Regions from separate parts of the Homo sapiens genome. Here regions 2 and 3 are each linked to region 1. Evidence: chromatin loops called from intact Hi-C (ENCODE). Cell type or tissue: endothelial cell of umbilical vein. All regions are shown on one strand.

Region 1 (8,000 bases):
TAACGAGAGCCATCGCCTTTCCTCGTGCAGATTTTTGTGCAAGGAAAAGACTAGCTCTTATCTTTGTTTCTCTGCCCGGGTCCTTGTGTGGCATTTTTTCATATGACTAAACACAAGGGGAAATTAAATGGCTCATATTCCATTCTGAAGGGTAAGTTTTGCCTGAAAAATTATGTGCTATAACTTGAAAATAATATTCTATGTCCAGATGCCCTCAGACCTCCCTAAATAATAGGAGTGTTTATAAAACATACAAGCATTTATCCTAAAGCCAAGTCTTCTATTAAGTTGGCTGAAAGTGTAATACGTTGAGAACCCATGGGGTTTCTTTTGTCATTTCTTCCATATTATTATGGATATTAGGCCAAAAATAGTATTTTTTACTTCTTGTATTAATAAATTAATAAATTACTTCACCCCAGACATTGTCTTTGAATAGAAGGGACATTTCTTTCAGGGAAGGGTCAGCTGCCAGGGCATGCATGCCTGAGGGTAACATTTAGACTACTGGTGGTCTTGCCTTCCTTGGTGCCAGCCATCATGTTGCTTTATATATTCAAAAGCAAAGTTCTGAACATTTAAATTTAATTTGGTCAGATATCAGGAGTTGGGATATTCTGATCCTATCAAACATCTTCTTTTCCCTTTTTGAAAGCAAGCTTGTTGGTGTGACGGCTGTACTTGAGAAAAGTAGGCAAAAAAGTAGATTTTGGTTTCTAGTTCGAACTCAATGCATTTGTAAGTCAAAAATTCAAAACTCTTTTCTCAGTCAATTTCCTGACACATGTTCTTGGAATGTCACTGTGGACTTTGACTGGAGCAGATAGCAATTATTTTCTTTAAGTCCTGCATGGGTTAAAATTCTATTCATTCTTCATCCATCAGCAAGTTTCTTCCAATTTAAGAAATACTGTGACTTGCCTAGAGTAGGTGCCTAATAAATGTTTCTTAATTTTATTTAATCTAGGATAATATCTCTATGGACTATTTGGTAGCCAGATTCTTGAGCATTCTTGTAACGTTTGTTCATGATACCTCAATTCTCAGAGGTGAAATTGAGGTGAATGATGCTGAAGTGATTTCTGGCCCTGGGTCCCCTTCCTGTGATGTCAGAGACACAGCTTTCTGAGGTGACTTTAGGACAGAACCCTGGAGAGGTCTTCGTTCAATGAAGCCACGTTAAGAATCTGAAAGGATCTATTCAAGGGTTCCTGAATTGCTCCTCATGCCTGCAGCTGAGATTTATGCCTCTGATTTCAGCAGGACCCTGGGTGCCATTTGGTCTTTCTCATCTCCATGATGTTGAACCTGAGAAGTCACATAGCCTGGCTGGCACTTTTCCAGACCACTTCCTCTGATGAGAAAAGAAAAACAAGGCTTTGTGACACAGAAGAATGCATGCTGCCTGTCCTGGATCTGCAGCCTAGGCAAAACAGTATCCAGGTTCTGCAAAGCCCAATAGGATGATGTGGAGATAACACCGTTGCTTATAGGAATGATCGATTTAAGAGACACACGTGACTGATGCCAGCATCTTTTGTTCTTGTCTCTGGATTAGCTCTATCACAGGTCAAACAGACTTAGAATAGAATTAGTAATCAGCATCATTGCTAATCTTACTGAAAGCACTTACCATACACCCTGCACTGTTTTAAGCTCTTTACATTGATTTATTTTATCCTTACAACTCTATAAAGCAGATACTAATGTCATTTCTATTTTACTGGTGAAAAAATTGGAGCATAAAGCTTTTAAATAGATTGCTCAAGGTCACGCAGTGTGACAGTTTACAGTAGCATGCAAATTTTTTGACACTCCTCTCTTCAAAAAGTGGAGTATAATTTTCCTTCTCCCTTGATTTGAACCAGACTTAGAGACTCAATTCTAATAAAAAGCATATGGTGGAAGTGAGGGCATATGCTTCTTAGGCTAGGATGTAAGACACTACTCCTTCTACCTGGCATTCTCATGGATTTCTCACTTTCAAGGAAGCCAGGCATCATGTGGTGAAGACTCTCAGGCAGCCTGTGTGGAGGCCCACAAGGGGAGGACCAAAACCAGACCAACGTGTCAGCCATGTGGATAAGCCACCCTGGCAGTGGCTCCCCTCCTGCCCCAGTCAAGCCTTCAGATGACAACAACCATGATAGCCCCTGAGGCAAAACTGCCCAACTATGCCACTTCTGAATCTCTGACTTAGAGAAACTGTGAAATAATATTGTTTTAAATAACTAAGTTTGAATAATTTGTTCTGTTTTCACAGATAACTAATACAGCTTCTAAGTGGCAAAGTCAAGATACCAATCCAGGGGGGTCTGAAGGCAGAATCTACACGTTACTGCTATATCCTCTCCTGATACTAAGGAGATTATCAATAAGCTCACATTCTGGCAATACATGTTCAGTAAATGTTTTATCTAAGCTGCAGCAAATTCTGATGTGTTTTTAGACACTTAGAAATCAATAATGCACATGAGCTACATAGTCCCTTCTTTCATTGGTTGTTATGAATTAATGCTGGTCAAGGCCTTTTGCCCTATGCTGCCTTTTCTAGGCTCTAGGCAGACACTACCTTTCCATTACACATTACTTCAGAGAAGCCTGTTACAATTATAATTAGTCAGATTATAGCATCCTTTAGGGTCCTTCCTGTCCTGAGAATACACCATAGTCACTTTACCCAAATTGGATATGTATTAAATCTATCAACCTCAAGTATTAACTATTTTTTATAAACTATTCCTTTTAGGCTGGGAGGAAAATATAAGTAACTCATCTCTTAGACAGGATAACTTCTGCACATAGTTATTTCCTATAATGTGTTGATTAGGACTGCTTAACTCTCAGAAGATTGACTCTTTGCTGCCACCTTGCTGATACCATGAATGTTAATGCCCATGGCACTGGGCTTTGCACAGAGTGGATATTCAGTAAATGGGTAGTTCTTGTTTCTCTCCCACATATGCAGTTAGGAGCACATTAGTCTTCCCAGAAACTGTTAGACTGCTGTCAGTAAGTAACCATTATTTGACATAACCCCACTGGCCGCAGCAAACATACATTCCCTACTACCCTTTTTTCAGTATCAAGGAAATGGAAATAACTACTCAGAGAGTTAGAAGGCACATGATGAGTAATTTCCTAGTCATTTAGAGTCAGACCAGATGGCCTTAAAGATACTCCAACCAAGAAGAGCTAACCTGACTCTGCGATTGCAACACTGGTGATCCCTCACCAGGAAAGATGCCAGTCTCTCTGCTGCCCCTCCTGTGTGTTCTTCACATGGCAGCCTTATTTCTGTTCTTAAAATCCAAAGCAAAGTTCAAGTTTTCCACCAAGTAATACAAACCTGGCCGGTTTCTTCTCCTGGCCTACCTCATCTTCCAACAACTCTCACATTTTTCAACCTAATAACATTAAACTTTATGTAGTTTCCCAAGTAGCTATCCTCTCCAGCTCCACACCCCCTTCTAACCTAGTTAACTCTTATTCTTACAGGAATCAGGTTATGGGTCAACTCACCTGGGGTATCTCTCTCCCATGCCACCTGACCTCTGCCCTCGTTCCTTGCTCTTCACTGCTGGAGTGGACACCCCCCTCTGTGCTCCAGGATGACTCTGAAAATAGCCCCACACACTGAATATGCTGTGTTGACACTATCTATTTGAATGCTTATCTCCCCTACTACATTATAAGGCCCTGCCAACAGTGGCAGGGTCATATTTAACCTTGCCTTCTCAGTGTCTGGCAAAAAGAAGGTGCTTAATAAATTAGATAATGTATGCAAAGTAGTTAGCCTAACACTTGATGTAGCAAGTGTTGTTGTTAATTTGGTGATGGAACCAATTGTTACTTCTCACCTATCTACAAGCCAAAAAGCTGTTTTGGTTTCTTCCTGGTAACAACTAAAGAGAGAAAAGCTGAATGAACAAAAAAGAAAGCAATAGAAAAGACACGTAGAAATCAATTAAGAATCTAAAGACACTAAAAATAAGCAATTAAATAAACAAAATCAAATGAGACTAATGAGAAAACTAAACAAAAGCAAGGGGAATTTGACAAACTTTCCTAGCAGCTAGATAGTCCCCACTACAAAAGCAGCTTCGACAGAAGTGGTAAATTCCCTATAACCTGAGTCACTAAAGACCAGACCAGACAAACCGCTTGAAAGAATACAGCAGTAGACATCAGGGTACTGGCTGAATTAGTGGGCTTTTTTCATCTTCAATTTCTCTGATTCATTCATAAAATATTTATAACAGGGCTGCAGAACATTTGTTACATCTTTTCCCATTTGTTCTCCTTCATTTTCCAAAGGAAAAGTGTACAGTATTAATATTTACTTAGTTAACGTTACCAGGCAAGGGGACTGTGCAAGATCAGAAGGGCTAATATCTAACAATAACAATGGAGAAGACAGAGACAGCTATTTTACTGGAAACTTTTTTGACAAAACCTGATTATTCTGATTAGGTCTATATTGGAAATAAAAAACTTAGGGCAGATTGCTTCTGGGTGTTTGTTGATTTATTCTTTGGATAAAATTGGTCAGAATAAACTTCCTTAAAATAACAACCACACATAGCACACAAGTTGTATCCTCTTGCTCCCCTTCTGCCTACTCCTCCTCCCTCCTCTGCCTCTTTTTTTTCACCTCAGAGTTCCTAGAAACAAAGCCAAACACTGGAAGGAAAGTGCTGATACTACTATTCTTTTGTAGTTGTTTTCTTTATCTTTTAAAATATAGTTACGTTTTTCCAGCTTTTTGCTGATCAGAAGTTTGCCTAAAACAAAACTTTCGACCGGGTGCAGTGGCTCACAGCTGTAATCCCAGCACTTTGGGAGACCAAGGCGGGTGGATCACCTGAGGTGGGGAGTTCGAGACCAGACTGACCAACATGGAGAAACCCCATCTCTATTAAAAATATGAAATTAGCCAGGCGTGGTGGCACATGCCTGTAATCCCAGCTACTTGGGAGGCTGAGGTAGGAGAATCACTTGAACCTGGGAGGCAGAGGTCGCAGTGAGCCGAGATCGCACCATTGCACTCCAGCCTAGGCAACAAGAGCAAAACTCCGTCTCAAAAAAAAAAAAAAAATTTCAGATGTATCTCTGAAAGATTATTTTAGGATATTTCCAGCTTTTACTGTAGCTGGATTCCAGATGCTTTAATTTGTTTCGGTATTGTATTAAAATGTAAAACTACATGAAAAAGAACTACATTATTAGGGCTTTGTGAGCCACTCAAGCAAGGTCACAGGATGTGAGGGGTGAATGGGAGCAGGGAGCCTTCTGTACAACCCCCCTCAGTTTTAGTGATGAGGAAACCAAAACCCAGGATGTATAGTAAGGTCAAAGGCTAGTGAAAGTCAAAGTCAGGACTGGATCCCAGATGTCCTCGTTCTTCATCTAGAACTTTTCCCATTATACCAAGTGGGTAGAGTGTGTGGAGAAAACTGAGCTGTTGTATACTTTTTCTTTTTCTCAAATCTAATCCTAGAAACATAACTATAATGAAAATAAGAAGAGCTAACATCCAGTGAATGCTGATTTTGTGCCCTCCACTGTTCTACACTTTTTACCTGTCTTAACTTATTTGAGTCACAACATCATTAGCCTCATCTGACCAATGAGGAAACTGAGACAAACTAGGTTATGTTACTTTCCCAGAGTAACTTACCTTAGGTAACAGATGACAAACGAAATGGAACCTCCAGGCCAGGCCTGGCTCCCGAGCAGACACACCCACCCATGATGCCTGACGGCCTCCCAGCAAAAGCAGAACTTCCTCCAAGGCTGGGAGAGCAATGAGCAATGGAAATGCCCATTCCCCTGCCTGAGTGTTGATATTTCATTGTCATTTTTGTAGCTTTGCATTTTTATAGCCTCTTTTAATGTAACTATTAATAATAAATTTGCAATCTCTCGGAATTATCTGAATACAATCACACTGATTTTGCAATGGTGTGAAAATATAAACTTTGAAATTTTTTTCCAGCCAGGCGCGGTGGCTCACACCTGTAATCCCAGCACTTTGGAAGGATGAGGTGGGCAGATCATGAGGTCAGGATTTTGAGACCTGCCTGGCCAATATGGTGAAACCCTGTCTCTACTAAAAATACAAAAATTACCTGGGCATGGTGGCATGCACCTGTAATCCTAGCTACTCGGGAGGCTGAGGCAGAAGAATCGCTTGAACCCGGGAGGTGGAGGTTGCAGTGAGCTGAGATGGCACCACTGCACTCCAGCCTGCGTGACAGAGCGAGACTCTGTCTCAAAAAAAAAAAGAAAAAAGAAATTTTTTTCCAACTTTGTGAACTTCCTAGATGTAAAAATATTTAAAATTCTGCTCCAAACCACTGATAAAAGTAAATTATAAACAAAAAGACTTACAAAAGAACCAGCATAAAAGTCCACAGAAGTGAAAAGAAATTTTTAAATATCCAACACCACCAAAGAGTTTTTGAGCATCAGTTGTAACAAATACTAAATATAGTTCTCATATTTGTTTTTTAAAACAATGTTTAATAAATATCTTATATTCTTCTGTAAATACCAGAAACAACTGGCCTAACATTTAGGGGAAAAATGATTTTTCACTGGCAAAAAGAAGACTTCAAAATGTGTATTACCTTCATAAAGTTTTAAAATGATATGTGGTTTGGGAAAGAATAATGTGGAAGACTTTGAAAGTCAAGACTAAGGTTTCCTTCGGCAGCTATGAACTTGGAGCTTATTGATGAGCATCCTATAAATAGCATGCTCTCATTTGCCCTTTAAACATAGTCAGGGAAGCAGTCAGCCGGTCATTTCCTGCAATTTGACCATCCTGATCTGTGACTGTGGGGCAGTTTCGAAGCCTGTACAGTCAGCCCACACCACATACTCCTATGGATTTCTAACCAAACGTCTGCCAACCTTCACATTCCCTTGTATGATTAATTTCTAGGTTTATTTTGGTCAGTATTTAGACATGATTGGGTAAAAAAAAAAAAAAGCAAAAATGTCAATAGGTTTGTAATTTCCATTTCCATCTGGACCAATTAGAGTACACCATGATAGGTTTTACATGTGCTATCCAAAGCATTTCTTATTCTAAGGAATGCATTGACTTTTAAGCAATAAGTAGCTGATTGTGAGGTGGATAGAACTTAAGTAATAAAAAATAATTAACCTATTTCCTCAAAACTACTAGCTTTAAAAGAATCCTGATTGGAGTCAGGCTGGAACAGAGTTTCTACATTCCAGTGATTATTCTCTCTAAATAGAGTAACTCCTAAGTGATAGTGGCCCAGCTCTTTTATTAAATGGGTGCCGCCAATCTAAAATCATTCACTCTTCAGTTCAGGGCTTTTGTTTTCCTCTTGTTCTAATTGAAGCAGAGGTAAAACATACGCAGCTTCTAATAATTGAGAATTATGGTGTCCCTGCCTGTTTGGCTGTTAGTGGAAAAATGTAAAAATGGCATAAATTATCTTTCTCTTTGTCAGGAGTCTCAGAAATAGACAATCTCCAGTGCTTAAGATCATGTAAAGATCTTTCCCCTCACACTACCAAGGAAGTTGATTTGGAAAGTGCCTATTGTGGCTTCCATTTAGGCCTAAGCCTCTTCCTAAGAAATAAGTGTTTGTAAATATCCCAAATGACCTGCACCCTTGGAAGTCATCTCCTCCCTCTGGCTGCCTTGAAGACAGACAGGCTATTTTTCCCTTCCTGGCATTAGGATGGAGGGAAGGTGGAGAGGTAAGAGGAGTGGGGGTGGATAGAAATGGCTTTGATCTTGCTGTGCCACTGGGGCAAGTCCCTCCATCTCTAAAGCCCTTCCGATTCTCGACTAATAAACAGAGACCCAGGTCTACCTTGTCAGTTTGATGTTAGGAGGAGACATAAAATATACAAAGCTCCTGGCCCCAAATTGGTGATCCAAAATGGCAAATGTTCCGAAAGAAGATAGTCCCCAGAGACAGTGGCAGGAGGGCAGGTCTTCACCAGCTAGCAAC
Region 2 (8,000 bases), 99 kb before region 1:
AACTTCTCTAAGAAGATGGCTCAAGAATCCCACAACCACAATTTCCTTGGTCAGGGAAACTGCTCTTTTGTACGAAGCAGTGGGCCAGAAGGTATTTCAGAATCTTTGGAAAGAAAGAAAATCGAGGAACTTGAGTTGCGTATATAAAGTCTTGGGTTTTTAGTCCAGGGTTCTAGAACACCCCGGCAGTTTGTGCTTGTGCTTTGTGCATTAGGGGGAGAAATGAGAGAGTCAGAGATTGCTTTAGTTTGGCAGGTGACATAGCTTGGTGTTGAAGCAAACCCACTTGAGAACTAGGCAATGCAAGTTCAAGTAGTGAAAACTCTTAAACCTAGAAAAAAGGCAATTGTGAATTTTAATCTTGGAACAGGATTTATTTAATAGGATTTACTCAGTTTGTGTACGTGTGTGTGTGTGTCCCAAAGTACAAAGATAATAGAATACTAACCAGAAACACAAATTCAAAAGTTCAAGTTCTGCCATTTACCAGCTACATACCCTTGAAATTTTACTTCATTTTTGCCAGCCTTAGTTTCTTCATCTGTAAATCCAAGATGATGAAAGTACTTACTTCACAGGCTTCTTGTGAGGAGTAAGTGAAGTTAGTGTTTAACACTGTGCCTGGCACTTAGTAAGCATTTCATCTCATTAGATATTACTATTATCGGCTGGGCATGGTGGCTCACGCCTGTAATCCCAGCACTTTGAGAGGCCGAGGTGGGTGGATCACCTGAGGTCCAGAGTTCAAAACCAGCCTGGGCAACATGGTGAAACCCTGTCTCTAACTAAAATACAAAAATTAGCCAGGTATGATAGCTAGCGCATGCTTGTAATCCCAGCTGCTCGTGGCTAAGGCAGGAGAATCACTGGAACCCAGGAGGGTTGCAGTGAGCCAATATCACACCACTGCACTCCAGCCCGGGCAACAGAGCAAGACTCCATCTGAAAAAAAAAAAAAAGAAAGAAAGAAAAAAGAAAAAAAAATATATTGCCATTATCAGCACAGAGCTGCTTCGAATAGTCATACAAATCTAACCTTTAACCAGCCATGACTTGCTGAGTCTTTAAAAAATTAGTCCGTCTTTCCCTCCTTCTCCTCTCTAGCTATTTCCTTTTCTTCTTTTTGCTTTTTCTTTCTTTTTTTTTTTTTTTTGAGATAGAGTTTTGCTCTCGTCACCCAGGCTGGAATGCAATGGCACGATCTCGGCTCACTGCAACCTCTGCCTCCCGGGTTCAAGTGATTCCCCTGCCTCAGCCTCCCAAGTAGCTGGGATTACAAGCACGTGCCACCATGCCCAGCTAATTTTTGTATTTTTAGTAGAGACGGGGTTTCACCATGTTGGCCAGGCTGGTCTTGAACTCCTGGCCTCCAGCTATCCACCCGCCTTGGCATCCCAAAATGCTGGGATTACGGGCATGAGCCACCGCTCCCAGCCCCTAGCTATTTTCTAACATTGAAGAGCTCACCTGGGAGGTCAATAAAGTCTCATTTCAGAGAACAAAAATAAGCGTGTCCCCTCTACTAGGTTCCTTCTTGTGCATTCTCAAAAGACCCTCCCCTACAATCCCACTTGACTTCTCCAGGGATGACCCAAACCCAGCTTGTCAGTTGGTACTACAGGTTCCAATCAAAGAAAAATGTAAAACCTCCTGGGGCAGTTTCCAGAGGGCAGGCAAATCTCTTTGTGTGATTCCCAGCTTTTGTGGTGAGGGGCAGTGAAGACGGCCATCGGGCATGGCAAAGAGGGGAAGGTGGGGAGAAACTCCAAAAGCAGGGTCAGAGACTGGCTTGATGCTGGGCCTGGAACGATGTAATCTGTTCCCGATGTGAGAGAGGCAGGCTGGGTAAGCAAGAGAAAGTGTAAGGTACCATCTGTTCTAGACTTCTGAAGATTTTCATTACATTCAGATCAACTTGATAAGACACCCCAATCTACACCAGCATTTTTCAAATAGGGTTTTCAAGAGCTTTCTGAGGACTGCAGAAAGCAGAGCTGTGGAACTTGGCAGGAGATTTAGCACGACTTCCTGCTGGAGCCAGGTCAGCATCTTCAGCGCCGTTCCCCTGGCGCCTCAGCCCTATACACTATCTGACCTTTCTGCACTTTCTTTCCTCCACGCCCTTCTGTCATCTTATCTCCACTGCACCTCCTTATTGGAAAAGGATTCTTACCTAGGTTGTTACAGGGGCCTATCCTTTAATCAGGATGTTCACAAGGGGTTTCAAAATCACCCTGATGGAACTGAACTATACACCAGGGTGGTTCCTCCCCGACTTCTTTCTTCTCTACCTTTCTTTCTTCCTCCCTTCTTTCTTCCTTCTTTTCTTCCTTTTTCCTCCCTCCTCCCCTTCCTCTTTCCTTCTTTTCCTCCCTCCCTCCCTCCTTCCCTCCCTCCATCCCTTCCTTCCCTCCTTGTGTATTTACTGACTGTCTGCTATATCCCTGGCACTAAGCCTCTGTTAATTACATACACTTAGGCCAGGCTCTTGAATTTGCAGACAACAGCAAATCCCGTTAAGTTGCCAACACTTGAAAGAGAAGAACATTTATAGATGTGTTGAATAAATGCACTCCAACTAATGAGAAAGCTTATAAAATTATTTGGATTCATGTAAGTTTAGATTTAAGGTAGCACAAGAGCAAACAGCAAACCACTGGGAGAGGTGAAATGAGATTGATAGGGAAAAATAGATCAGCAAACCAAATCAGATATATTTGTTAAGCACCTTCCATTCATCCTGACCTGTGCCAGGGACTATGGGAGATGGGAGGAAAGTAGAAAAGATGCTTTGAGGAGGTGTCTTGAGACAGATGTCATTAGGAACCACTGACCAATAACACTATGCGTGGATTCCCCAGGGAATCCATAGGCCTGTGGCTATGAAATGGCCACAACCACAGCAGAAGTTTAGCAGTTGCTTAGGAAGACGTAAATTCCCAGCTGTGACTCACCGTGTGTCAAGGAGGATTTTTCTGACATCAGTTTCCAAGCAGCTCACCCAGACTTTCTTACCCAAGAGGGTACCAGACCATGATGCCACTGGAGTTGCATTTTTTTAATTTATTTATTTTATTTTCCAAAGGGCCATTTGAACCAAGAGTGACCTGTGGCCCCTGGAAACTCTAAGCAGTGGTTTGGCATCTTGAGAATCTGTCATGCTTTGTGGAAGGGTCTAGTCCTGTCTGGAAAACAAAACTGGTGATATTTAATGTGAAAGTGTAATCCTACTGTCTCTCTCCTGATAAATGCTCAAAACTCAAGTATAAAAGCAATGAATTCCCCTTGGATATCTAAATGTAGCACTTAAAATCAATTTGATTTTATCTGAATTCTGTTAACATTGGATTATAGATGCACGGTTGCAGGCTTTGAGTGTTTTCAAGTTCTCGATATTTTAATTTTTTCCATACCCACATTGTTTTAAATGTGAGGCCTAATGTCTTCCAGCCCTAGGCTTGCAAATCCATGTTCATCTCTGTGACTGACCCCATAATATTTACTTATAACGTTCATAAAAATACCCTGCATGCCAAAAGCTGTTAGCTGCAGGAAGATGATAAAATATAAAAATATTTAATCAGCCAGTGGGAATTCCCTTACATGTTAAATCAAAGGCTCTCTCAGAGGACCCACGGTGACCTCGGAAGGCCAGAGGGTTCAGCCGCACTGTGCGGCAGCAGGAGGGAATGCCTGCAGAAAACCCACCCTGTTCAGGGCCCCTTCATGTCCTCCAGAAAACACAGCCCTAAGGAGATGCTCGGCTTCACTGCCAAGGGACTCAGGGGCCGGCATGTGCAGGCTCTGTACGGCTTTTCCACTGAGGTTTGTGTAGCTTGTCCCATCTCTCTCAGGGCTATCTCACCATGTAACATGTGCTCTGTTCCTCTTCCTCCCAACCCCCAGGACTCAGTGTTTCTCAAAAAGGAGCACCACAGAGGCTTTCTAAGGAAGAAGTGCTAGAGAAATCATACAGGGAGTGATGGGGAGGGAAAAATATCCCAGGGAAAGGAGTGCTGGATCCAGCCCTGTCTTTGCTGCCACATGTGTTGAGCAAGTCATTGCACATCTCTGGAAGTTGGATGGATCTGTGGTTTTCAGCCCTAATGGTTCCAAGAGGTATCCCTAGGTTACAGAGAGGATGACAAGGGGCCGCTGGGTTTTTATACTCCTTCCCCCTTGCCCCACTCCTTATGTCAGTCAGCTCAGCAGTAATCAGTTTTTTGTTCTGGATTACACATAACATTTAACTCACAAAAAGTGTCTGCTGTTAAAAAGAAAAGTTTAAAAACCAGTGGAACAACGAAAAAGTCCTATTTAATATAAACATAATTTGAGGCTCAATAATATCCCGGACTCCAATTTCCTGCTCATTGGCAGTCCCTACTAAAAGCTAGTTGAAACTAGTTCTTTACATCCCAGTGCCCACTAAGGAGCCATCAGAGCATAAGCTAGGCCTAGCTGAGGGGTGGGGTTGAGTGGCATAGTTCAAGGATGCTACTCTGCTTTTGCAGAAGAGTATAAAATTACAAAGGCTGCAACTTGAGCCAACTGGCAGAATGCTATTCACCCCTTTTGCATTACTTTCTACTTGAATGGCACCAAAGCAGTGTGCTTGTGTTCCTACTTTCTGGTAACATTTTTAAAAACTAAATCCGGTCTTTGAATTTTGATATAACCATTTCCTTTCCCAGGACTCAGGAAATTCACCAGCATTGTATTGGGACCCATGTGAGTGACAAACACGATGATAACTCAGAACCACTGAGCCTCTCACTGTGGTGCTTTGCTCTTAGGCCAAGTTTGTCCTGAGATGATCCTTCCCAGATGGCTGCTCAGAACTTTATGCAAACTGACTCTTGAAATGTCCACCAAAGGAACTCATCCAAACCCCAGTACTGGATGCCACCAGCCCAGCTACATTAATCATACCTTCCTCTTTTGTGCCAAAGTCCTCATTTTAAGCCAGATGATTTAAAATCATTCCATCACCCCCAAATCATTTTGTCATTCAATTTCCATCTATCATGCTAGATGTCCTAAGTTTTGTCCTTGATTCAATTTTGTGTCAACTCAGTAATATTGAATCAAAATTCTATTACTAATTCAAACCAAAAGTGACAAAAACAGAAAGTTTTACAGGGTAAAGCATAAGAACTTTTCCATTCAGCTGCTTAATATTACCTGTACTCCTAACATCAAAAGACAGTTTTCACTAGCATTTTGTTGTATAGTCTTTCATATCTTCTTGATATATACACAATATTTTTAATAGCAATAAGATCACCAATATATGCAGTTTTGCGCTCTGCTCTTTTGACTTTAAACAAGAGCCTAAATTTATCCAATGTTAACTAATATTCTTCTACAATATAATTTTTAAAGAATAAAAATTAATTCTACAATATAATTCACTACAAAATTAAAACTTTCAATGACTATGTAAGATGCATAATTTATTTAACTCTGTTCTCTACTGTTGCAATGCTTGCTTTTTCAATTTTTTAATATTAAAAATCCCGAGATGAATATACTTATACCATCATTGTAATTTTTATAGTTGAAATTCCAGTATCAAAAGGAATGCTTTTAATAAACATTAAGGAACTTTAATAAATATTGACAAGTTTTCCTGTGGAAAGATGAATACTTCTGCCATCATTTTTGGCTTGTTACTTAGCCAACACTAGGTATTATCATTTTTAACCTTTATATAACTGACAGAGGAGAAATGGTATCTTATTATCGCTTTTAATTTGAACTTCTTTGCATTATATTAAGAATGAATATTGGCCAGGCATGGTGGCTTGTGCCTGTAATTCCAGCACTATGGGAGGCCGAGGTGGGTGGATCACATGAGGTCAGGAGTTTGAGACCAGCCTGGCCAACCTGGTGAAATGCTGTTTCTACTAAAAATACAAAAATTAGCTGGGCGTGGTGGTGGGCAGCTGTAATCCCAGCTACTCAGGAGGCTGAGGCAGGAGAATCACTTGAACCGGGGAGGCAGAGTTTGCAGTGAGCCGAGATCACGCCATTGTACTCCAGCCTGGACAACAGAGTGAGACTCTGTCTCAAAAAAAAAAAAAAAAAAAAAGGAATGAATATGATGTCAAATGTGTATTGGCCATCCATATTTCTTTTTTGAGCGAGCCTATTCATGTCCTTTGCCATTTTCCTTTTGGTATATTCAGCTATCGTTGATTTCCAAGAGCTCATTATATATTAAAGATCTTAACCTTTTATCTGATATGTATGTATACAACAAATATTTTTTTGAATGTTTTAAACCTAAAAATATTGTTTAGGCTATTTATGTTCAAAATGATAAAAACAATTGATTTTAGTGTCATGATTAGAAAATGCTTCCTTATTTCTAGAATCATGTAAATATTGCTTTTCCCCCCTTTGTTTCCATTCCACATTGAAATTATTAATTAATTTGGAATTGATATTGTAATAAGGTATGAGATAGGCTTCTTTCCTCTAATCCAAATATACAGTCTATTGGCAAATCTTTTCGGTTCCTCTTTCACAGCTCCTGCTGTATCTAGTTTTCTCTGCATAAAGTGACTTTAATACAGATATTGGTCTGCTCTCTAAAACTGGGCTCAATGGTAATCTGGCAAAACTTCAGAAACTCAGGGCAATTAGAAAAGTTGAGCCTTCTTATGCTCTTGCAATTAAAAAGTAAATAAATTTTTATTTATTTGACCCATTGTAACATAATAATAGTTCATAGTGTCTAAACTAAATTTTGATTCACTAAGTCCAAAATGTTGGTTCACAGTTGGTTATTAGGAGACAACAATCCTTTGTGAGCGCTCTCTTTTTAGGTCTACAAGTCATTTCTTCATAAACTCTGCAGAGCCTCCACTGTCCAGGCACCTCACTGCTACCTGTGAGCCTCCCTGTGGCTCACACCACGTGGCTACAACTTCCTCCCTAACCAACCATGTCAGTTCCATTGTTCAAACTGCTATAAAATCCTGCTTTTCACCAGAAAGTGTTAAAAGATTGCTTATCTGAAAGCCCAAGGGCATTTCTGACTTCTTCATGAAGTTCTGTATTATTCACCATTGCCACCTCCACCAAATTTCAATCACCTCCAACATATATGGAACCTAAAGGTTTTATCAAAAAAAAACTTAATTTTTATAAAAGTTTTGGGTTAACAGAAAAATTAAGAAGATAGTCCAGAGAACTTCCATTAAAACTTTGTTTTTTTAAGTGAGAATTTCCATAACCCTCTATGTGTTTTACTTTACCATTTTCCTAAAGTAGACATCAGTATGGTTTTCACTTGCGTAGACATTTCAGGGTGGCCTTCTTATACAATATTAGCTCCTAGAAAAGTATAAAATTCTCTTTTTACCGTGCCACATTTTTATTAACATACAAAGCTCTTAATGGTTTTGATGATGATGAGGTTGAGGATGAGGATGACAGCTACAATATTTGTGGTCCTGAAAATACTTTTTATGTAATGATATGAAATTGTATTTACTCCTTATTTTGATGTCTTTTTTTCTGTAATTCTATTCTTCCTTTAATATTAAGACACACTTGGCCCATTTATTTTTCTGTAAAATATCGATTTTTTAGATATTGTGTTTAAAAATGATTTCCTGGTGCTGGAACTGCACATATATTATCAATTTCCATAGTGGCATATTTTTCTAAGTAATGCTGTCCTCTTAACATAAGCTGGCATTTCATTTGAAAAACAAATGATTTATGAGTACCCTTTGCGTGGAAACATTCATTTACATGTCCACCACGATGCCTACATATGTTCCCAAGTTTGAAAGGAATTCAGAAACAATCAGCATGTTTGGGTAGCGTAAACTGTTTATTCAAAGAAGCGTAATTTGAAAATTCTGAGATGTATATTGAATTTAATTTTGCACCAGAATGTCTAACTTCCCTTATTTTGTTAGTTTTTTCCCTAGAATCTTTATTTTCTCTTCCAGGTTACATTTTATTATTCTTTTTAATTTTGT
Region 3 (8,000 bases), 180 kb before region 1:
TTGGTGTGAATCTTTTCCCACATGCCGGCAGGTTTACTTGCCTGGCGCACTTTCCAAGGACAGGCCCTGCTTAAGGTCACCCTGATGCTTCTGTTGTGTCTTCATCAGATTCAGCAGAGCCTTCAAGCTACTCAAGTAGCCCCAAGGAGGAAAGGCAATTAAAGCTGACTGAATCACCAAGCAAACCACCCAGGAAATCCCCTCTGGGTCTCCTGTGATAGATCTGACTTCTGCTTGAAACCTGGTTCCATCCTCTGCCTTCTGACCCCACTTTCACACTGGATGTCAGAAGTCTGATGCCCTTGGAGTACTTCTCTGTGTCTTCTGGAGTGAGTCCCTATTAGCTCTGCTATCCTCTTACTGCAGACAGAATCTGATGTCCAGCATCACATTTTACTGTCTCCTGTAATAGCTCCTTCAGTGAATGCCAACCCTGATCACAACTTATCTAGCTTCTTGCCTTCTTAAATTTTCTTTTCAATCTAGAATGACCTCCTCTATGTAGGGCATCCCCATCTATGCCAAACTACTTGAGGCAGTATTTGATGTTACTTATTGGGAATCTAAGAGGATCTGAGAGTAGAAAATGAGGCTACATACTAGGTATGGTGCAAATCCATTCATACCCATTAGCCTCAAACCACAGACACAGTTTGAGCTTGTGACTTACTTTAGAGATGCCCACAGCTGTTGAAGACACACAGGACACAAGATCAGGGAACCAGGAAATCTGTTACTAGAGTGACAGGTTTTTTTTTTTTTTGAAAGACTGAAATCCAATCTGTATCTCAATGGTTACTTCAATCACAGTTTAGTTTCATGTTGAAGCTGCGACCCATGTAATACAGGCAAGGACAGATATTGAAATACCTTGGTTAAGAAATGAAAAGAGTGGGCCGGGTCCGGTGGCTCACATCTGTAATCCCAGCACTTTGAGAGGCTGAGGAGGGCGGATCACTTGAGGTCAGGAGTTCAAGACCAGTGGCCAATGTAGCAAAACCCCATCTCTACTAAAAATACAAAAATCAGCCAGGCATGGTGGCGGGTGCCTGAAATCCCAGCCACTGGGGAGGCTGAGGCATGAGAATCACTTGAACCTGGAAGGCGGAGATTGCGGTGAGCCGAGATCACACCACTGCACTCCAGCCTGGTGAGAGAGGGACATTCTGTCTCAAAAAAAAAAAAAAAAAAAAAAGGAATAAATGAAAATAGTGCAAACTCAACCATTATTTAATGGAAGTATTCTGGAATGACAGTGGTGACTTTACAGGAGTTTTTGTGTGGATGGCATGCCACAAAAGTGAGCGAAAGAATACATATTATTTAATCCTCTTTTTTGGTGTTGGGGAATGAATCTTCTGAGAGAAGCTAACTGGAGGAGTGTGGATTTGAAGCAGCCTGGGAGAAAGAAGCAAATGAATTTCCTGGGACCTGTGCAGGCTGCATCTAGAGTGAATTCCAGGTATTCAAAAATACTGAGTGCCTAGTAGGTATGTGACATTGAAATGGCATCAGAAAACAAGGTAGATATGGTATCTAGCCTCACTGAGCTTTCAGTCTAGGTTATAAAAATCGACCTGATTCACAACACAACAAGGGAGAAATCTTACTCTACCAGGAGGCTTCAGTAATGAGATTGGTCTTGCCACGAACCACCACACAAGAAAGAAGCATTTGCCATCAATATATGAGTGCACGAGGGTCCCCAATGAGGCAGCTGCCTATATTGACAACTGGGAGGCACTCCTGGGAAGATGAGGGATTGTGAGATATTATCGGGATTCCTCTTCCTCCCAGATTAGAAGGGCTGGGGTTGGAAAGAATATTTTGCAAGTCAGCTGGAGAGCAGGGCACAATGCTTAATTTGCCTCTCCTAAGCTCCTGTGGCTGAAGAAAATGCCTGTTTCATTAGCACAGTGCTTGCCATTCAGAAGACACATTTCTGCTTCATTCTTTTCAACTCTATTAAGGATTATTTTTATTAATGCTTATGGTAATTTAGGCATGACATGGATGACAAGGCGTAACAGTATGAAACTCTTCCAAAGGATGCTGAAAATACTAAGGCATGGTAAAATCCAAACGTGTCCTCCTCTCATAGTTTAGGTAGGAAGTTTTAGAAGGAGGATGGACACACCCACATTTAGTACTTTGTTTGACAGCTTTTCCCAAGCTGACCCTGACTTCGAGGAAATAGAAGAAAAGCAACAGGATTCCAAATCTGAGCAGCCCTAATCTGAGAAGAGGAATTCTGGTCCCTGTGTGTGAGGCCATCTTAACGATGACACTGGAAGGTCCAGATGCCTGATTTGGGATGATGGGTGGAGGAGCAGATCTTGGTATCTCAGATTTTAAGGTAATAAAATCTGCAATGACAGAAAGGCAAGGGAAAGAAATAATTAACTTTAGTGACCCCTCATCCCGTGTCAATGTGGCTGAGGAGGGTAATGATCACAAAATCCCTGCAAAAGGAGTCCAGGAGGAATCCTCTCGGGTACTCCAAGGCCAAAGTCTATGTCCCTGCATTTTAGCTCAGCTCCTGAGTCAGCCTGTTGGTGGCATCTATCCTTTCTCCAACTTTGGTGGGTTCTGTGTGCTAATAATATAGCTTTAAAAATGTAAAATAAACTTCAGTGTTTTTTAAAAATAAAACTTGATAATTATTATATCTCCAACTATGCAGTCATCAAAATACCAGTATTTGTCAGGGAGACACAGTTTTCACTGGGCATCTCCGGGATTCTCGAGTCTCTGTGCCTGAGCTGTTCACAGCTCCGTTGTCTGCAGGATTCATCCTGTTCTTCTCATAGATACCATCCCTCCCTTCGTTTCAAGGGCCTTCTTGGGTTTGCATTGGGATATCTGGCAAATCACCGTGCCTCCCTTCTTTCTATTCTCTGCAGCTGCTCTCTTCCCTTTGCTTCTCTGGGGCCTGATGGCAATGTGGTAACTTCCTAGTGCTCTGTTGGCTACGAGTGTGGCTGTCAGAGATTTTTCTCCTGTCTTCTCTTTTTCATGTTGGATGTCTACACAATGATAGTGAAATAGGATTGTATTATGAGCAAAGTAGCTGAAGAGGGTTGCCACACCCTTCTTGTACCATCTTCCCTTTAAGTACTCAAAGCTGGGGAACAGACTGAAGAGCTGGATTGAAAATTGCCCACCGGCTGCTGTGAGCACTGTGCCCCTGCCTGGGCCCTGCCTCTCCTTCAGAGCATGGCTGTGCTATGGGTTCTGCTGCCTTAGGTAATGACTTCACTCAGTCTTCTCCTCTTGTTCCTAAGACAGTACATAACTGCAGGCTGGCTTGAGATGCTTCAATGCATAGATCACTAAGGTTACCTACCTAGTAGGGGAGACATTATATCCTGGGTGTTTCAGGTTGGCCCAGTGCCAGGGAAACTTCCCAGGCCTCCTGCCCCTGTGGTACATTCAGAAAGAACCCTTCACTGATCACCGTCTCCACAGAACATACACTGGGCTCTGAGGCTGTGCATCTCCTTCTGAATTCTTTCCTGCAGGGCACTCAGTCTTTCTCTCTCAATCCCCCGGGTTTGTTTTTCATCCTACCATCCCCAGGAACCCAGCTGTGACTTTTCTGTGGTGTCCCACTCCCTACCCCCAACACCCCCAATGGTTCTCAGTCATGTCTCTGATGTTATCATCTGCAGGAAATCAAAACACCATGTGTGTGAACATAAAATTCTGTCATTTATTTGTGCTACAGACTTCAGGAAGGGAAAAAAATCACAGTTCTCTTTTCATTAAAAAAAAAAAAAATTGGCACAATGTTTAAGCATTCGTGACCTTAAATCAGCCTGTTATTAACAGCCAGGAAATGCCTGACCGACAGGTCCTCACTGCTATTATAAACTGTGAAAATTATAAAAATGGAAATAAAAAATAAAGTAATTACCTCTTCATGTATTAAAAAGTTAGGTTGAATGGCCTGTTGCCATGGAGATGATTTCCTGTTTACTGAGCTGGTCTTCCCCAGCAGTTAAAGACCAGTCACCCAGCCAATGGGAAAACAGCATTTTTCTTTCCATGTTCCATTAGCATTTATCATAGTGACTCAATACAGTCTATAATTTACCAGTCAGTAAAATTTAGTAAGTTGTATTTTCAGATATATTAGTGGGTTTTAATTTTTATTCATTGTATGAAATTACCACCATGGCTAAAACACTACTTTATAGTTTGAGAGGGGAAGAAACCCTATATTTAAAAATATCCTAGTTGCCCCTTTTAAAACCTTGCTACTGTCTTTCTAGTGCATCAGAAGGACTTTCACAGTAAAACAGTTTCTCATCTCTTCATCGCTTTGAAGGAAGGCTATATTTGTTACCAATAGTAATATTACAGATAATACTCACATTAACAACAGCAAGAACCCAAGCTGCCATTTAATTATCTATCAGTTCTTTGGGCTTTTTACCTGAAAGATCCCAGGATTCTAAAATAAACTACTTGGTGCATGATAGTAAATAAAATTATTTGAAAACCAAGGAGTTATTTTCCTGAATGTAAAAATAAAACTTAATACAAAGATATCTAATGCCTCTTAGGAGATGGGACTACAGATTTCAGTAACTAAGTCTTTTGAAGGAGAAGGATGTGTTGACTTGTTAAAAGTTCCAAGCCCCATGGAAATACAAATTGTGGAGATAAAAAGGAAAGGGAATTGTATACTTTCTCTTGAACATTTAGCTGAGAGGAAGGCAGCCTGAAGTGATCTGACCAAAGCTTCAAAGTGCTCATTATAGAGTTGGCCCCAAACAACAGCTCTGGTAACAGGGACCTTCATGGAGCTCTTTGTCTTCCTTCTTCATGGGCCTGCCTTCACCTCTGAGGAAGCCCAAAGTTTCCCTGTTCTTCCCAGTCTACTTTCCCACCATTCTCCTTCCTGCTTAGCGCTCTCTGACCTCTCCTTCCTGCCCCCTCCCCTCCCCATCCACCCCCTGCCCTCCCTCCTCCCCCACAGCTGATCCTGTGTAACATCTGTGGCTGTTGGCCACACCCAGCCCTGGAGGCACAAAATATGGGCAACAAAATTATTCAGACACAGCTCGGGGCTGGACACCGAGTATGACTGCAGTTTATCTCAAAGAATTAAAGCATTTGTTGCATTTTTAAAGAGTTGTAATTAACAATAGACATGGATTCAGCATGAAAAATTGGAATTGTGGAGTGTAATTTTAAAGTATCACTGATTTGTGTCCACTCCGGGTACATGACAGAGGTCCTAGAGTTATTTGTGCACTTATTTAGTTCTTCCTTCCGAGATAACAGTGTCTTGAAAGCAGCAATCCTATTTTATTGACCTTTGTATCTCTCACAATATCTACTATAGGGAGGAAGAGAAATTCATTTTTTTTAATTTTTATTTTAGGTTCAGGGGTACATGTGCAGATTTGTTATAAGGTAAATTGTGTGTCACAGGGGTCTTGCGTACAGGTTATTTCATCATCCAGGTAATAAGCATAGTACTCAATAGGTAGCTTTTTCCATCCTCTCCCTCCCCCCACACTCCACCTTCCAGTACACGTGTCCACATATACTCAATGTTTAGCTCCCACTTATAAGTAAGAACATGTGGTATTTGTTTTTTCTATTCCTGCTTTAGTTCACTTAGGATAATGACTTTCAGCTCCATTCATGTTGCTGCAAACAACATGATTTTATTCTTTTTATGGCTGTGTAGTATTCTATGGTGTATATGTGCCATATTTTCTTTATCCAGTTTACCATTGATGGGCACTTAGGTTGATTTCATATCTTTGCTATCGTAAATAGTGCTGCAATGAACATACACATGCATGTCTTTTACGGCACAATAATTTATATTCCTTTGGGTATATGCCCAATAATGGGATTGCTGGGTCGTATGGTAGTTCTTAAGTTCTTTGAGAAATCACCACACTGCTTTCCACAATGGCTGGACTAACTTACATTCCCACTAGCAGTGTTTAAGTGTTAACTATTTCTCTGCAACATTGCCAGCATCTGTTATTTTTTGTCTTTTTAATAATAGCCATTCTGACTGGTGTGACTTGATATCTCATTGTGGTTTTGATTTGCATTTTTCTAACGATTTGTGATGCTGAGCATTTTTCATATGCTTGTTGACCACTTGTATGTCTTCTTTTGAAAAGTGTCTGTTCATGTCCTTTGCCCCCTGTTTAATGGGGTTGTTTATTTTTTGCTTGTTACTTTGTTTAATTCCTTATAGATTCTGGATATTAGACCTATGTAAGATGCATAGTTGGCAAGTATTTTCTCCCATTCTATGGGTTATCTGTTTCCTCTGTTGATAGTTTCTTTTGCTGTGTGGAAGCTCCTTAGTTTGATTAGGTCCATTTATCAATTTTTGTTTTTGTTGCACTTGCTTTTGGCATCTTTATCATGAAATCTTTGCCCGAGCCTATGTCTGGAATGGTATTTTCCAGGTTATCTTTCAGGGTTTTTATAGTTTTAAGTTTTAAATGTCTTTAATTCATCTTGAGCTGTTTTTTGTGTATGGTGTAAGGAAGAGGTCCAGTTTCAGTCGTCTGCGTATGGTTGGTCAGTTATTCCAGCACCATTTATCGCATAGCGAGTCCTTTTCACATTGCTTGTTTTTGTTGACTTTGTTAAAGATCAGATGGTTGTAGGTGTGTGCTTTTATTTCTGGACTCTATTCTGTTCCATTGGTCTATGTGTCTGTCTTTGTACCAGTATCATATTGTTTCAGTTACTGTAGCCTGAGTATAGTTTAAAGTTGGGTAACACGATGCCCCCAGCTTTGTTCTTTTTGCTTAGAATTGCCTTGGGTATTCGGGCTCTTTTTTGGTTTCATATGAAAATAGTTTTTCCCTATGAAATAGTTTTCCATATTAAAAACTATTTTCATATGGAACCAAACTTATTAAAATAGTTTTTCTAATCCTGTGAATAATGTCATTGGTAGTTTGAAAGGAATAGCATTGAATCTGTAAATTGCTTCAGGTAGTATGGCCATTTTAACAGTATTGATTATTCCTGTGTATGAACATGGAATGTTTTTCCATTTGTGTCATCTCTGATTTCTTTGAACAATGTTTTGTAATTTTTGTTGTAGAGATTTTTCACCTCCCTGGTTAGCTGTCTCCTAGGCACTTTATTCTTTCTGTGGCTATTGTGAATGGAATTGTGTTCTTGATTTGACTCTCAGTTTGAATGTTGTTGATGTGTAGAAACACTACTGATTTGTAAACACTGATTTTGTACCCTGAAACTTTATTGAAGTTATTGATCAGATATAGGAGCTTTTGGGTAGAGACTATGAGGTTTTTCTAGGTATAAAATCATATTGTCTGCAAACAGAGATAATTGGACTTTCTTCCTGTTTGGATGTCTTTTATTTCTTTCTCTTGCCTGATTCCTCTGCCTAGAACTTCCAGTACTATGTTGAATAGGGAAGGTGAGAGAAAGCATCCATGTCTTGATTTGATTCTCAAGGAGAATGCTGCCAAGTTTTTCCCATTCAGTATAATGTTGGCTGTGGGTTTGTCATAGATGGTTCTTATTATTTTGAGGTATATTCCTTCAATGCCTAGTTTGTTAAGGTCTTTTTTAACATAAAGAGATGCTCAATTTTACTGAAAGCCTTTTCTGCATCTATTGAGTTGATCATGTGGTTTTTGTCTATAGTTCTGTTCATGTGATGAATCACATTTATTGATTTGCATATGTTGAATCAACTTTGCTTCCCAGGGATAAAGCCTAATTCATTGTGATGAATTAGCATTTTCCTATGTTGCTGGGTTCAGTCTGCTAGTATTTTGTTAAGGATTTTTGCATCTATGTTTCTCAAGGATATTGGCCTGAAGTTTTCTGTTTTAAACTCTCTTTTATTGTTGTGTCTCTGCCAGGTTTGGGTAACAGGGTGATGCTGGCCTTATAGAATGAATTAGAGAAGAGCCCCTCCACCTGAATTTTTGGGAATAGTTTCAGCAGGAATGGTACCAGCTCTTCTGAAT

Evidence for each region. A loop is a pair of places that touch in the nucleus more often than their neighbours do. Peaks named below come from ENCODE experiments on the same cell type or tissue, not always from the same donor. Only the 100,000 strongest peaks of a DNase experiment are listed, where the experiment ranks them.
Region 2: a loop joins it to region 1, with 2.8 times the contacts of the local background. A loop is called at or near these places in 3 of 110 quality-filtered maps.
Region 3: a loop joins it to region 1, with 5 times the contacts of the local background. A loop is called at or near these places in 33 of 110 quality-filtered maps.

What each region holds. Positions count from the first base shown.
Region 1 is chr13:39,772,869-39,780,868 of GRCh38, reverse strand. It overlaps a transcript of COG6 not described here. Among named protein-coding and RNA genes, the nearest start is that of MIR4305, 110 kb to the right of the region's middle. In endothelial cell of umbilical vein, a CTCF peak has its summit at 3,292; DNase peaks (open chromatin) are centred at 3,038, 4,228 and 6,848; H3K27ac peaks cover 4,123 bases.
Region 2 is chr13:39,871,388-39,879,387 of GRCh38, reverse strand. No RefSeq gene overlaps it. Among named protein-coding and RNA genes, the nearest start is that of MIR4305, 210 kb to the right of the region's middle. In endothelial cell of umbilical vein, no CTCF peak of the experiment used is centred here; DNase peaks (open chromatin) are centred at 2,067, 2,947, 3,607 and 4,577; H3K27ac peaks cover 4,431 bases.
Region 3 is chr13:39,948,434-39,956,433 of GRCh38, reverse strand. No RefSeq gene overlaps it. Among named protein-coding and RNA genes, the nearest start is that of LINC00332, 230 kb to the left of the region's middle. RefSeq lists an enhancer at 336-385. In endothelial cell of umbilical vein, no CTCF peak of the experiment used is centred here; DNase peaks (open chromatin) are centred at 3,823 and 4,703; H3K27ac peaks cover 2,061 bases.